2 separate regions of the Homo sapiens genome follow, and region 2 is linked to region 1. Evidence: chromatin contacts called from ENCODE Hi-C or POLR2A ChIA-PET data. All regions are on one chromosome and are shown on one strand. The core of a region is the stretch at or near the end of the contact, and the rest is flanking DNA. Distances in the headings are between cores, read along the strand shown.

Evidence for each region. A loop is a pair of places that touch in the nucleus more often than their neighbours do. ChIA-PET counts read pairs that join two places held with the same protein, here RNA polymerase II (POLR2A). Pooled maps may share reads with other maps.
Region 2: a loop to region 1 is called in a map of CD8-positive, alpha-beta T cell, with 16 times the contacts of the local background. The contact joins the promoter of KLF15 here to the promoter of PLXNA1 in region 1. A Hi-C loop is called at or near these places in 2 of 168 maps with a recorded cell type or tissue (B cell and CD8-positive, alpha-beta T cell), 1 of 37 single-sample maps with no recorded cell type and 9 of 50 pooled maps. POLR2A ChIA-PET finds 5 or more read pairs at or near these places in 1 of 52 experiments (HEK293).

Annotation. Positions count from the first base shown.
Region 1 is chr3:126,981,571-126,987,443 of GRCh38, reverse strand. It overlaps PLXNA1 (plexin A1), which reads right to left and starts at 4,329. Exons shown (of 32, transcript NM_032242.4): 1 at 4,157-4,329. RefSeq lists silencers at 3,239-3,318, 4,334-4,563, 4,664-4,883 and enhancers at 4,934-5,263, 5,524-5,573.
Region 2 is chr3:126,355,285-126,360,725 of GRCh38, reverse strand. KLF15 (KLF transcription factor 15) reads left to right here and starts at 3,318. Exons shown (of 3, transcript NM_014079.4): 1 at 3,318-3,489. RefSeq lists a silencer at 3,139-3,358 and enhancers at 3,257-4,016, 4,017-4,776.

The DNA of each region.
Region 1 (5,873 bases), core at 3,080-5,579:
TACTCGGCTCCCTCCACCCACAACCACCTACAGCCAGGTCCCTATGCAGAGGCTAAGGCCACTCTTCTGACCTGCACACGAGGTCAGCGCTGCCCAGATCCTGGCGGGAGTCCCCATATCCTGTCCTGGCCTCCACTGCCTCTGGAAAAGTCTCACCACACCCTGCCTAGCAACTGGCAGCCAAGCACTGGGCTAAATCTAGACCCTGTTACTCTGTAGGCAGATGACTCTGATGGGGACACTCCCTTTTCCTAGCCTCAGTTTCCCCATTTGCAAAAGGGGCATGAAAGCTCTTTTCTCATGGATGAAAGAGGAAAGGGCACACCTGCCCACAAGGCATAGTCAGCAGTGCCACCCCCTTGGTTGTCAGTAGGGCCTGCTGCCCTGGATGTGCCTGATGTGCTGGGGCCTCTCACCCACTCCTGGCTGGAGCCGGCTACAGCAAGGCTGAGTCCTGAGTCTTGAGTTCAAGCCTCAGCCAGCCAGTTTGCACAGACCATCCCAGACACCCCTTGTATGGTCTGGCCCCATTTTACAGATGGGGAAGCTGAGGCCTGAAGATGGATGCCTTCTCCAAGTCTACCAGGGAGCTGGGCACAGTCCCATCAGCCTCTGTGCCTGGTGCCCACATGCAGTGTGGGGCTGCCTGCCCCTCCCCCAGGCCTCTGTGCCCCTGTCTCCACTCCCCGCCCTGCTCAGTCACCCTGTTCTCATCTGCAGCACAGGACTCGTGAAGGGTCTCTATTACTTATTGCTCCCATTCTCCCGGCCAGAATGGCTGCCCTGTGAGAGCAGGGCCTGGCTCTGGGTGGTTGCCACTGCATCCCCAAGCCAAGCCAGGGACCCAGGAAGACTCAATAAATCCCCGTGAGTGAGCGAATGAATGAAGGGTATGCGGAGGGCCAGCCAGGTCTGGGTGCGGCAGCCCCCCATGCTTCTTCACTCCTGTTTCACTCCCCACACACTCCCTGCCCAGTGTGTGCACAGCACACACCCACTGCTCAGGTGGGGAAACCGAGGCTCTCAGAAGCAAAGAGCTTTGGCTGGAATCCCAGAGCAGGAACTGCAGGGTGCTCCTAGCAGGCTGCCAGCTGCCTTTGCCGGACAGCGCCCCAAGAACAGCAGGGGAGGAGTCCCCACTCCCGCCCCCGCCTCAGAGCTCAAGGAAGACCCGGGAGCCAGAAAACAGGCTCCTCACAGTGGCAGTGGGGCCGGGGCTGGGAGCTGAGCACATGTGAACTCCAAAGAAAACATGAATCACTCACCGTTTATCAGTTCAAAGCAGGCCTGCAATTACCAGGGGCTGGGCTCTCCCCTCCTCTGGGATAATTATACACGTCTTAATGCAATTATGGGCCCTACTTTTTGTATTCAACAGGAGGGACCAGGCTAAGAAGCCACCATCCAAACTCCAGCCTGGTCTTGGGCCCACCGCCCCAAACTCCACCCTCACCCCACTGCCCCAACAAAGTCTGCTGGGAAGGGACTTGCCTGGGGTCACAGGGTTGCCGGCCAAGAAAGGGGGAGCCCCGAGCCTAGGGCTGGGTCCCTCATGCCCAGCATCTAATAAAGGCCAGTGACAATGCTTGGGCCACTTCTTCCACCTTAGGGGTATAAGACTTGGGGCTCAGACTCAAGGTCACCCAACTAGTCCCAGCAGGGCAGGGCCCAAATTTCGAGCTTCCAGAGACTGGACCAGCCAGCCAGCCTGCAGGGCTCAACTCTCATAGGCTTGGGTCTGCCTAGGAAAAAATGCATTCATTCCAAAGCTGGGCCCAGGTGCCAGGGTGCCAGGGGCCCATGCCGGGGCTAGGAGGGGAGCATGGGCAGATGCTGCACTCTACCGAGGAGCAGAGCTGGCCACTGTGGCCGGGGAAAGGCCTCAAGAGAGGACCAGGTAGCCTGGGAGCTGGTGCAGGAGGGTGGGCATTCGTGGTGGGGGTGGGGGGCAGAACAGGAGGAGCAAAGGCCTGGGGTGGGAAACACTGGCTGTGCAGAGGGCAGTAGGAACGGCTGTGGCTCTCCGGCATGGCCAGAGCTGTTCTAGGCTGAGGCAGAGCCAGAGCCAGGGCAGGGGAGGCTAGACTGGCCTTGGGATGCCGATGGGGCTAGCCAGGGAGAGAGAGGCGGAGAGAGACCCCGCGGTCTGCGTGCAGGAGCCCCAGCCCAGGGGCTCCTCTCCTGGACAGGAGGGGATCGCCGCCTGGTGGAACGCCAAGCCAACAGTGTCCCCTTCCCTTTCCTGGCCTGAGTGACACCAAAGCTCCTTCTCACCCTGAGAAACAAAGGCCCCCAAAGCCCTCCCCACAAGGAAGAGTCCAATCCCCCCAAGTCCTCCTGCGCCAGATCCTGCTATGGCTCAGGCAGGTTGGGGTGTGGGGCTGCCATCCTGCCCAGTGGCTCACAACAGCAGCCGGGGGGGAAGACAGCTGCTCCTGGCACTCCGCCTCCCCCACAACGGGGGTCATGGGAGGTGGTCCCAGTGGTTCTGCTCCCGACCAGTCCTAGGGGATCCGGCTCTGAAGGCCTTGGAGTCCTGCTCCTGAGAAAAAGTGCCTACCTTTGCAGGCCTTCCCCTGGGGCACCCGCTCCTCCCGGCCAGCTGCTCTAAGCTGCTCTGTGCACGGGGGCTTTCCTGGGGGCTCAAAACAGGCAGGCAACGACCTTGGGGGGCCAGGAGTCCAGCAAAGGGCTGTCTGCTTTGTCCACAGGCACCTCATGTGTCCCCCACCCCCAGAGCACACACTGAGGCCACAAACCCAGGCCTCCGCCCATGCTGTCCTCTGCCCAAAACGCCCTTCCTGGGCCCCACTGGCACCCCCCAGGAATGGAAGCCTGGCCCTGCAGCGAATCACTGGTTCACATGCCTGCCTCTGGCAGGGGGCTGGGTGCTCCTCAAGGGCCGGGCAGCATCTTGGTGCCCCTGGTGCAGCACCTGGCCTCTGCCGCACACCCCAAGCCGCAGGAAATCGAGGGGACCTGAGGCAAGCTCCTCAAGGGCCCGGGGAGCAGAAACTGCGCCCCATCCCTGCACCGACCCCCAAACCGGCTACGTGTGAAAGGAGATGGGGCAGCACGGAGCAGCCTGAGCCACAGGAGCCGCGCTGAGGGGACAGAGGCTCGACCACGTCCCCTCCCCGGCACACACACCCCTTTCTTTCAAGGGGCGTGGCCCCAGAACCCCACACAGGAGCCTGGGGCAGATCGCCGCCCGGGGCCGCCCCTCGGAGCCCCTCCCCTCCTTTCCAGGGCTGCACCTGGGACCTCACGCCGACCGAGGGGCCTCCCTGGAGTCCCCACTCCCCCTTCCCCTGGCAGCCCGGGATCGGCCCGCTGCCTCCAGCTTCGCCGCACATCAGGCCCGGGACTATCCAGGAAGCAATCGGAAGCCTCCGGGAGAAGCGGCTGACCCTGGAGAGGCCCCGAGAGGGGGAGGCCAAGGAGGCCCGAGCGGGGCGGCCTCCTGGGCGGCACCCAGAGCCCACCTCCCCGCACTCCGGGCCAGTGGGAGCGGTGGCAGCTGTGGTCGGGAAGCCGCTCCAACTTCCACCCCGCGCCCCAGGGCCGGCCGGGGGCTTAGCCTGCACGACCTCCTCCGGCCCCCGCGGCCCTGCTGGGAGGCTCCGATCCCTATCCGGGCCTGGCCACCCCGTCCTCGCCCGCGGCCAGAGGTCTGAGCCGAGGTCCAGCGGCCGGGACGGGCCTGGACACCGCAGGGGCCTCCCCGCGGGGCCGCCGCAAACTTTCTCCCCAGCCTCCGTGGAGGGGCAGCGCCCGCCCCCCGCCACCCCGGAGCTGCCGCGGGGCTCGGCGGGCCCGGCCGGGGGGCGGGGGAGGCCGCGGCGCTGGATCCCGGGCCGCGGTCCCAGCCCCGCCGCACGGGGGTGCGGTCTCTCCGCGTCGGCGCCGCGACCGCGCCCGGACACACGCGGACGCCTGGGCCGGAGCCGCAGGGACACGCGGGCCGCGGACACGCGCGCCGCAGTCCCCACGCGCGCCGCAGTCCCCGCGCACACCCCCTGCCTGCCGCCTCACGAGAGGGCCGCCGCCGGAGGCCGCCCCGCGCCCACCCACGGGCCGCCCGGCCCCGGACCCCAGCCCGGCCCGGCCCCCGCCCACCGTCCCGCGCCGCGGGGAAAGTTGCGCCCCGACTCACCCGCCGCCCCGGGGCGCGCCCCGCCGCCGGCCATCGCCGCGCCCAGCCGCCCGCGCCGCCGCCGCCGTCCGCCCCGCCGCGGGGCCGCCGAAGCCGCGTAGGCCGCCCAGGCCGAGGCCGCCGCCGCGCCCGGGCTCCGCTGCGTGGCCGCGCAGCCGATGCCCAGCATGAATGGGGCGCCGAGCGCCGCGCGGCTGCGGACCGGCCTCGCTCTCGCCGCCCGCGGAGCCCCGCGCCGCGCGCATGCGCCGCCCAGAGCCCGGGGGCGGGGCGGGGGCGGGGCCGGCGGCGGCCTCCAGAGGGCGCTCTGCCCCGCGCCGCGCGCCTGCAGGGGCCCACCGCGCGTCTTCAAAGGGCGATACGGCTGCCCGCCTCAACTCTCTGGGCGCCGGGGCCGCGCGGGCAGTTCCGGGAGCCCCCCGCTCTCGAGCGGGCTAGCCCGCGACCCCAGGAACAGGGCCTGGCTCAGTGTGCCCAGGCTAGGAGCATGGCCTCCTTTCACGGGGGGGGAAACTGAGGCTGAAGGAGGCAATCGCAGTTCCCAGACCTTGCGGGGCCGGGTGTTCCCAGCTCTCGGCCTCGCGCGTTCCGCTCTGTCAGATGGGCGGGCACCTGCGCGGGGAGCCCGGGCGCCCCCTGCAGGCCCCAGGCTGGTGGCGCATTCCCGGCTGGGGACGCAGCCCAGGGAGGAAAGTCCCGCGGCAGAGGCGTGGCGAGACGCGAACTCCGGCTGTAGCGTGGGGCAGCGGATCTACACGGTGTGAGGTGTGGGGCTGCAGAATCCAGGGTGACGGGCCAGAGCTGTCCAGGCAATACCCCCAGCCTGCATGGCAAGGCTGAGGGGCAGACACCCAGCACTCAGTTACTGTACTCACAACCGCCACTCCCAGGCAGGAGGCATCCGGGAGGGCCTCCCGGTGGACGCAACCAGGCCAAGGAAGGGGAAGCCGGCAACAGGAGCATCGATAACAGAGCAGATGGGCCAGGAAAACCCCGTCGTGGGAGGGCTGAGTCCCGGCTGGGGACTTGGCCCCCATCTGTAGCCTGAGGGGTGCGGTTTTTGCTGTGTGAATCACGTCACCCCTACAGAAGAGGAACTCTCTACAGTTCACATGGTTAACAGGGAAAGGGAATGGACTCATACCGGGCCCAGGTGTCCCTCCGCGTCTCACCCCGCTCCTCCCTCCCCAGGAGCAGCCACAACCCTCATTTTTGTGTTCATCTTTAAGTGCTTTTCTTTGGGTGTGACCTCTTATATTTGCACCCCAGAATGGGACGCTGTTTTGGGTGGCTTGTTCTGGGCATTACAGAAACGGGGTCACTCAGCCTGTGCTGTTTGCTCTGTCTGCTCTGTGTGGTGAGGGCACAGGGCAGCTGCTCGCAGGCATCGTCTTCGCAGCCTGTTTTGTTGGGCTCCTGCTCGCCCATTCTCCTGCCGATGGACATGGGATTGTCGCCTATCTGGAGCCATGATGAGCAAAGCTGTGATGAGCATCCTGTGTGTGCCTCTCGGTGGGCACCTTTAGATCCAGGGACGGTCTGCAGGGTCACGGGGTAGGATTTGTCTAGCTTCAGGAGATACAGCAAAACCGTCTTCCCAAGTGACAGCCCCAGTTTACACTCCCAGCAGCTTAGCAGGAGTGTGGAAGGGTCTGGCTGTCCCACATCCTCACCAATATTTGGCACTCTTTAGTTTTGCAAATCTAGTGGCATGAAC
Region 2 (5,441 bases), core at 2,069-4,568, 630 kb after region 1:
GGACCACCAGGTCCCCAGGTCCCTGGGCTGATGTTCCTCAAAGCTAGGTGTGCTCAGGGCTGGGGGGCTGGGGGTGGGGACAACACTGGTCATGAGAGAGGAGTGGGCCCTCATCTGAGTCGCCTGGTGTCAGAACAGACCTGACCTCTTGTCTACACAGCACCAGGGGTCTGCTTGGTGGGGAAACGGTCCAGCCCAGCCTGAGGAACCTCCTGCAGCATGTTTTTCCTGGCCCCTGGGCACCAGCAGCCCTTCTGCCTGCCTATTCCCTAGCCTCCAGCTCAAAACCACTTCCTGAGCCCAGAATGGGTAGGATCTCTTCAGCACCCCAGCCCTTAGAGGAAGAGGTGGTGAGAAGGTAAGGGACTCTGGCCAGAGACCCTTGAAGCATGGCTGGGGACAGGGGAGCTGAGAGTAGGGGGAATTGTTGCTTCCCACCTGGGAAGGGTGAGGAGAAGTCAGTCACTGTGGGAGGTCACAGGGCTTGATGGCCACAGTGGGCCCTTTGTGCACAGACCATTGAGCCACTGAATGGGGCCCTCAAAATGCTTCCTGGAAGAGGGCAGGCTGGGCTCAGACCCCCGGGCAGGCATGAGCTAGTGGGGAGGCTGGAAGTCTCAGGTATGTGTGTGGAACAGGGGATGAGGACAAGATTGGTGGCTACAGTACTGTGGAAGAGAGCACCAGACCTTGAAGAGCTTCTCCAAAGATCCCATATCCATTGGCAGCTTTACTGGGGCAAGAAGAAAATCTCATTTCCTCAACATGTTTCAGAAGTGTTCTAGGTTCTGGGGATACAGCAGTGAATAAAAAAATACAAGTCCATGCTCTTAAGGAGCTTGTCTCCTGATAGGAGAGACAGGCAAGAAACAAATCAATAAATAATATAAAGATCAGGATCATGAAGCAAAATAAACAGAGGCCAGGAAACTGAGGGCAGCAGATGTGCTGTTTTAGACGGGATGGGTGAGGAAGGTGTCTGGGATAAGGTGGCATCTGAGCAGAGACCTGAGTATGCGATGGAGCAATCCATGCAGCTGTTTAGGGGGAAACAAGAGACAATAGAAGAACGTTTCCCTGAACGAAGAAAGACTTGAGTTTCCAGATTAAAAGGATACACCAAGCATAGAGTAGTAACAATGAAAACAGAAGGAGGCTAGAGTCAGACATATCCTGGTAAAATGTGTGAAATTCAAGCATGGAGAAAGATCACTCCAAAAAGGCACCAGGCCCAAATGGTTTTATAGGCAAGGTCATACAATATTTAACCAATATAATTTATATCCTTCCAAGGCCCTTTTCTATACTTGATTATGTAGAAGTAGGGAAGGAATTGCTTTGGAAGAAAAGAAACTTAGAGATTTTCACTGCTATGAAGATAAATCTTTACTGTTTTTGGTCATCTGTTTTGAAGAGCACCACCTGACTTTGTTCTCTCCTTTCTGCCAAGGAATCTCAATGATAGATTCTCCCCACTATATTGAGGGAGCTTTTCTCCTTAGATATGGTTTGGGGTAAATGCTGTACCTAGCTGTAGGGCATTAAAGATTGTGGTGAAAACTTGGGCTTTACTTACTCTGAGTGAGTTGGGAGCTGCTGGAAGCTTCTGAACCCAGAAGGGACCTGATCTGACTCAGGTTTTAACAGGACCATCTTGGCTGTTCTCCAGTTTCTAGCCAGTGGGGCCTCCTCCCTGTGTGCTGAAGGTGCTAACGATGTGTCTTTGCTTCCAAGCTTTTTCTGACCTTTTGCTGCAGCTTTCACCAAGGAGATGGGAGGCACTAGACTGAGAGTATGTGAGGAGTGAAGACCGAGGGCGGGCAGGGCAGATGGAGAAGTGCTGTGGCTATGCCCAATCCAGACCTGCACTGAGACAAAATGAGGAATACAGGCCTCTATCTCTTCTCTTATGAAAATGGACAAATTCCACTGTTCTGCCCAGGCTAGCCAGGGCTGCTGTAATGCCAGAGTGGTCATTCCAACTTCTGTGAACTAGAAAGCCTCTCACCATCCTCAACACAAATGTCCTTAAAGCCCTCTGGCAACGCATTGGTTTGGCTCCTAGTGGCAGCAGCAGCTGAATCCCTGGCACTGACCTGGTGCACAGTGTCCCCAGATCCCTGGTCAAGCAAGCCTAGACCTATAGCATTCCAGAGAGCCTGGAAAGGGTATGGTTAAAAATTCCTGTTCTAGCAATGTCTTCAAGAAGAAGCAGGAGAAAATGCTCCCCACCTCCCAGTGCCAGGAGGGGAGAGGAAGGAAGCTCAGTAGGACAGCTCTGCACAGGTGGCCTGGGGGTGTCTGCAAGATGACCTGGCTCTACCTCTCTACCTGCTCCTTCCCAGCTGTGGGGCTGGGGAGGGCTGGTGCCCTCTCTGAGTCGGTTTCTTCATCTGTAAAGTGCTTGGCTGAGGATCCAGCTGGAGTGTGGATTAAAGGGCACAGCAGGGTGCCTAGCACCGTCAGCCCACGTGTTTTTCTTGGGCAAGCCACTCTGAGCCTTACTCTTCCTGTCTCTAAGCGGGAACCCAAATGCGAGCCAGGATTGCTGCGGACTAAAGCAGTCTACGAACGCTTTTGTAGACTGCGAAGCATTGTTTGGTCTTCAGAAAGGTGCCCCAGAGACAAGGTGTCATTGGTTTCAGGTGGGGGGGGGGGGGGCCGGTCAGCAAACCTCCTTAGTCCTGGAGGGCAGGGTGGCAGCGCAGAGCGCGCGCAATTTCCGGAGGGTAACTGATTGTCCTGCTGAAAGCCCAATACCGTATTTATCCAAAAATACGTCCTTCTAGGCAAGTGATTTATCTGACACTCAGCGGGGGACAGAGCTGCTTGTACCGCGCTGGGGATGAAGGTGGGGACGTGGGCCAGACCGGGCCAGACAGGCTCCCCAGCGCTTCCCGCTCAATCACGCAGACTGCACTTTGGGGCGATCTCAGAGCTTTTCTTAAGTCTTCAGGCCAGTCTCACGTTCTCACCTTGGGAACCGAGCTTTAGAAGCCGGCCCTCGTGGACGCCGCGAGACAGCGGCGAGAGGTGGGAAGCAAGGAGGTGGCTGCGGGCCAGGGACCAGGCAGCGTGTTGGGGGGCGTGCGCGTCTGGCAGCTCCGGGATCCCCGAGCATCCGCCGCTCAAGTCCGGGAGCCGCGCGGGCGGGCCGGGGCGGGGCCAGGGCGGGGCCAGGGCGGGGCGGGACGTGTGACGCGCAGCGCGGGCCAATGGGGCGCGCGCCCGGGGCCGAGCCTCCTGCGAGCCTTCGCGGCGCCCGCTGCGTCACGTGAGCGGCGGGGAGTGAGTGCCCAGCGAGCTGCGGGCGGGCTAGTGCTCCGCCGCAGCGACCCGCGGGCCGGCGGGCGATCGAGCCAGCGCAGGACCCGCGGCTCGGCCCCCGGCCGCCGCCGGACCGAGAGTCTAGCCGCCGCCCCCAGCCCAGCCCGCCCGGCCGCAGGACCGCCGGGGCCTGGCCGCCGGTCCGGCGTGCGCCAAGTTCAGGTGGGAGAGGCGCGGCGGGGCCGGCCGGCCGCGTGGACGCGGCCCCGGGTGATCAGAGGGCTGGCCGGCCTCGGGGCGCGTGGCCGTGCTCCCGCGCAGCTCTCGGAGGCACCGCGCGAGTGCTGGAGGAATGTCGGAGGAGCGGGATGGGCCCCCGCGGAGGTGGGCAGGGGTCGGACTGGCCCGGGGGAGGTGACCCCCCCCGCCCCGGTCGCCCACCAGCACTTTGCTGAGGCCCGCGCCGCCGCCTCGGTGCCTGGCCGGGCGATTCCGTGGCGCGCCTTGCGGGCCGGCCCTCCCATATGGTGGGCACCGGCGCGGCCTGGTGAGAGGAGGGGGAGAGCGGACGCGCTGGCCAGCCCGGGGTTGGGGGGCGGAGGGGCTGGAGACGGAGGGGTTACTGTCGGTCACCGCAGCAGTGTCGGGGGCAAGGGGGGGGCGTGGGACGAGGGCATGGTGCCCAGCGGGCAGCGGTCCAGGACTCTAGAAGGGGTCTGAGCCGGCTCTCTTCATTTCCCACGCACGTTTCCCCTCACCCGCCGGCACCCACGGCGGCTCCACGCGCGAGTCCTTCGCGGACAGCCTCCCGCACAGCCACAGCGGCTGCCGCGCACCACGCCCCGCACACGCAGTCACACGACAGGAACTCACACCCCTTCACGCACACCCGCACCGTTCACGCGTCTCACTCCACGCTGAGTCCCCGTCCGCTCAGACCGAACATTACCAAAGCCATGGCCTGACCGAGGGATGGCGGCGGCGGGGCAGAGAGGCCGTCCCCATCCCATATGGTGGTCCGGTTCACTCTTCCCTCCCCGCCTTGGTGTTACTCATGGAACCCCCCTCTCACGGAGGGCACAGAGGGGCTGTTTTCTCCCACGGCCCTCGGAGGTGACAAAATCAACAATTGTTTGAGAGCCTCAAATCTCCTTCCCCCTGTCCCCCCGGACCAGGTGGCCCCTGGGGAGACCCTGCCGCCCTACAGGTGTGAGGACGCCCGGACTCTGCGACTTTGGGGCCTGCGGGCGGCTCAGGGACCGGAGACTCTTATTTTGAAGGACAGCCCCCGCCGCCACCCCCGTGATTTGCACGCTGACCCAATGGCAAGCCCTTGGCCGGCGCTGGGCTTGTTATCAATTACATGTTGTTCCTGCAGCCGCTGTGTCCCCGGGAGGATAAACAGCAGGCCTGGCCGGGCCAGGGGAGGGGGCGGAGTCCGGCGGCCAGCCGGGGACTGTGCCCGGAACAGCGTGTCCCCTCCCCCTGCACGCAGCCTGCGCCTCTGGCCGCCCCACGTGCTGCTGTGTTTCAGGGGCCGAGCCAGCTCCAGCCCTAGAGTGTCCTCTCTTTAATGCCGGTGCCCTGGGACATCCCAGAGCCCTTTCTGGGTTGTCAGTGCCTGGGTGCTTCCCCCTTGGGACGTTCAGCCCAGCATTAAGACCCTGTTGGCTGACCTGGGCCACCCATTCCTACTCTCCGACCTCCCCCGCTCTCCCCCGCACCTTCCATTCACTCATTCAGCAAATTTTGCCCGGTCCTGTTTTAGACTCTGGGATATGGCCTTGGAGTGAACAGTCAGGACAGCTGATATTCTGATGGGAAGGTAGACAGGGAGGAAAGTTCACAAACACATCACCAAGATAGTTTCCCACAGTAGAAACTGCAGGGAAGAGTATAATATAGGATGATGTAACAGAGTGGGCCTGGAGGCCCCCACAGGGGTGACTTCTGAGCCGAGATCTAACTAAGCAGCTCCCACCTGCAGTGCTGGGGGAAGAGCCAGGGCAGTGGCCCCGGGCTGAGGCTGAAGTGAAGTGAGCACACCTGGACTAGAAGAGAGGCAGTTGGTGGTGAGGTCTGCAGAGAGTCCCAAGGGCCCAGGTGCTGGGCTGCTGCGAGGAGATAGGGCCACCTGTCCTTGGGAAGCCATTGGAGGGTGTTTCCTTCCAGCC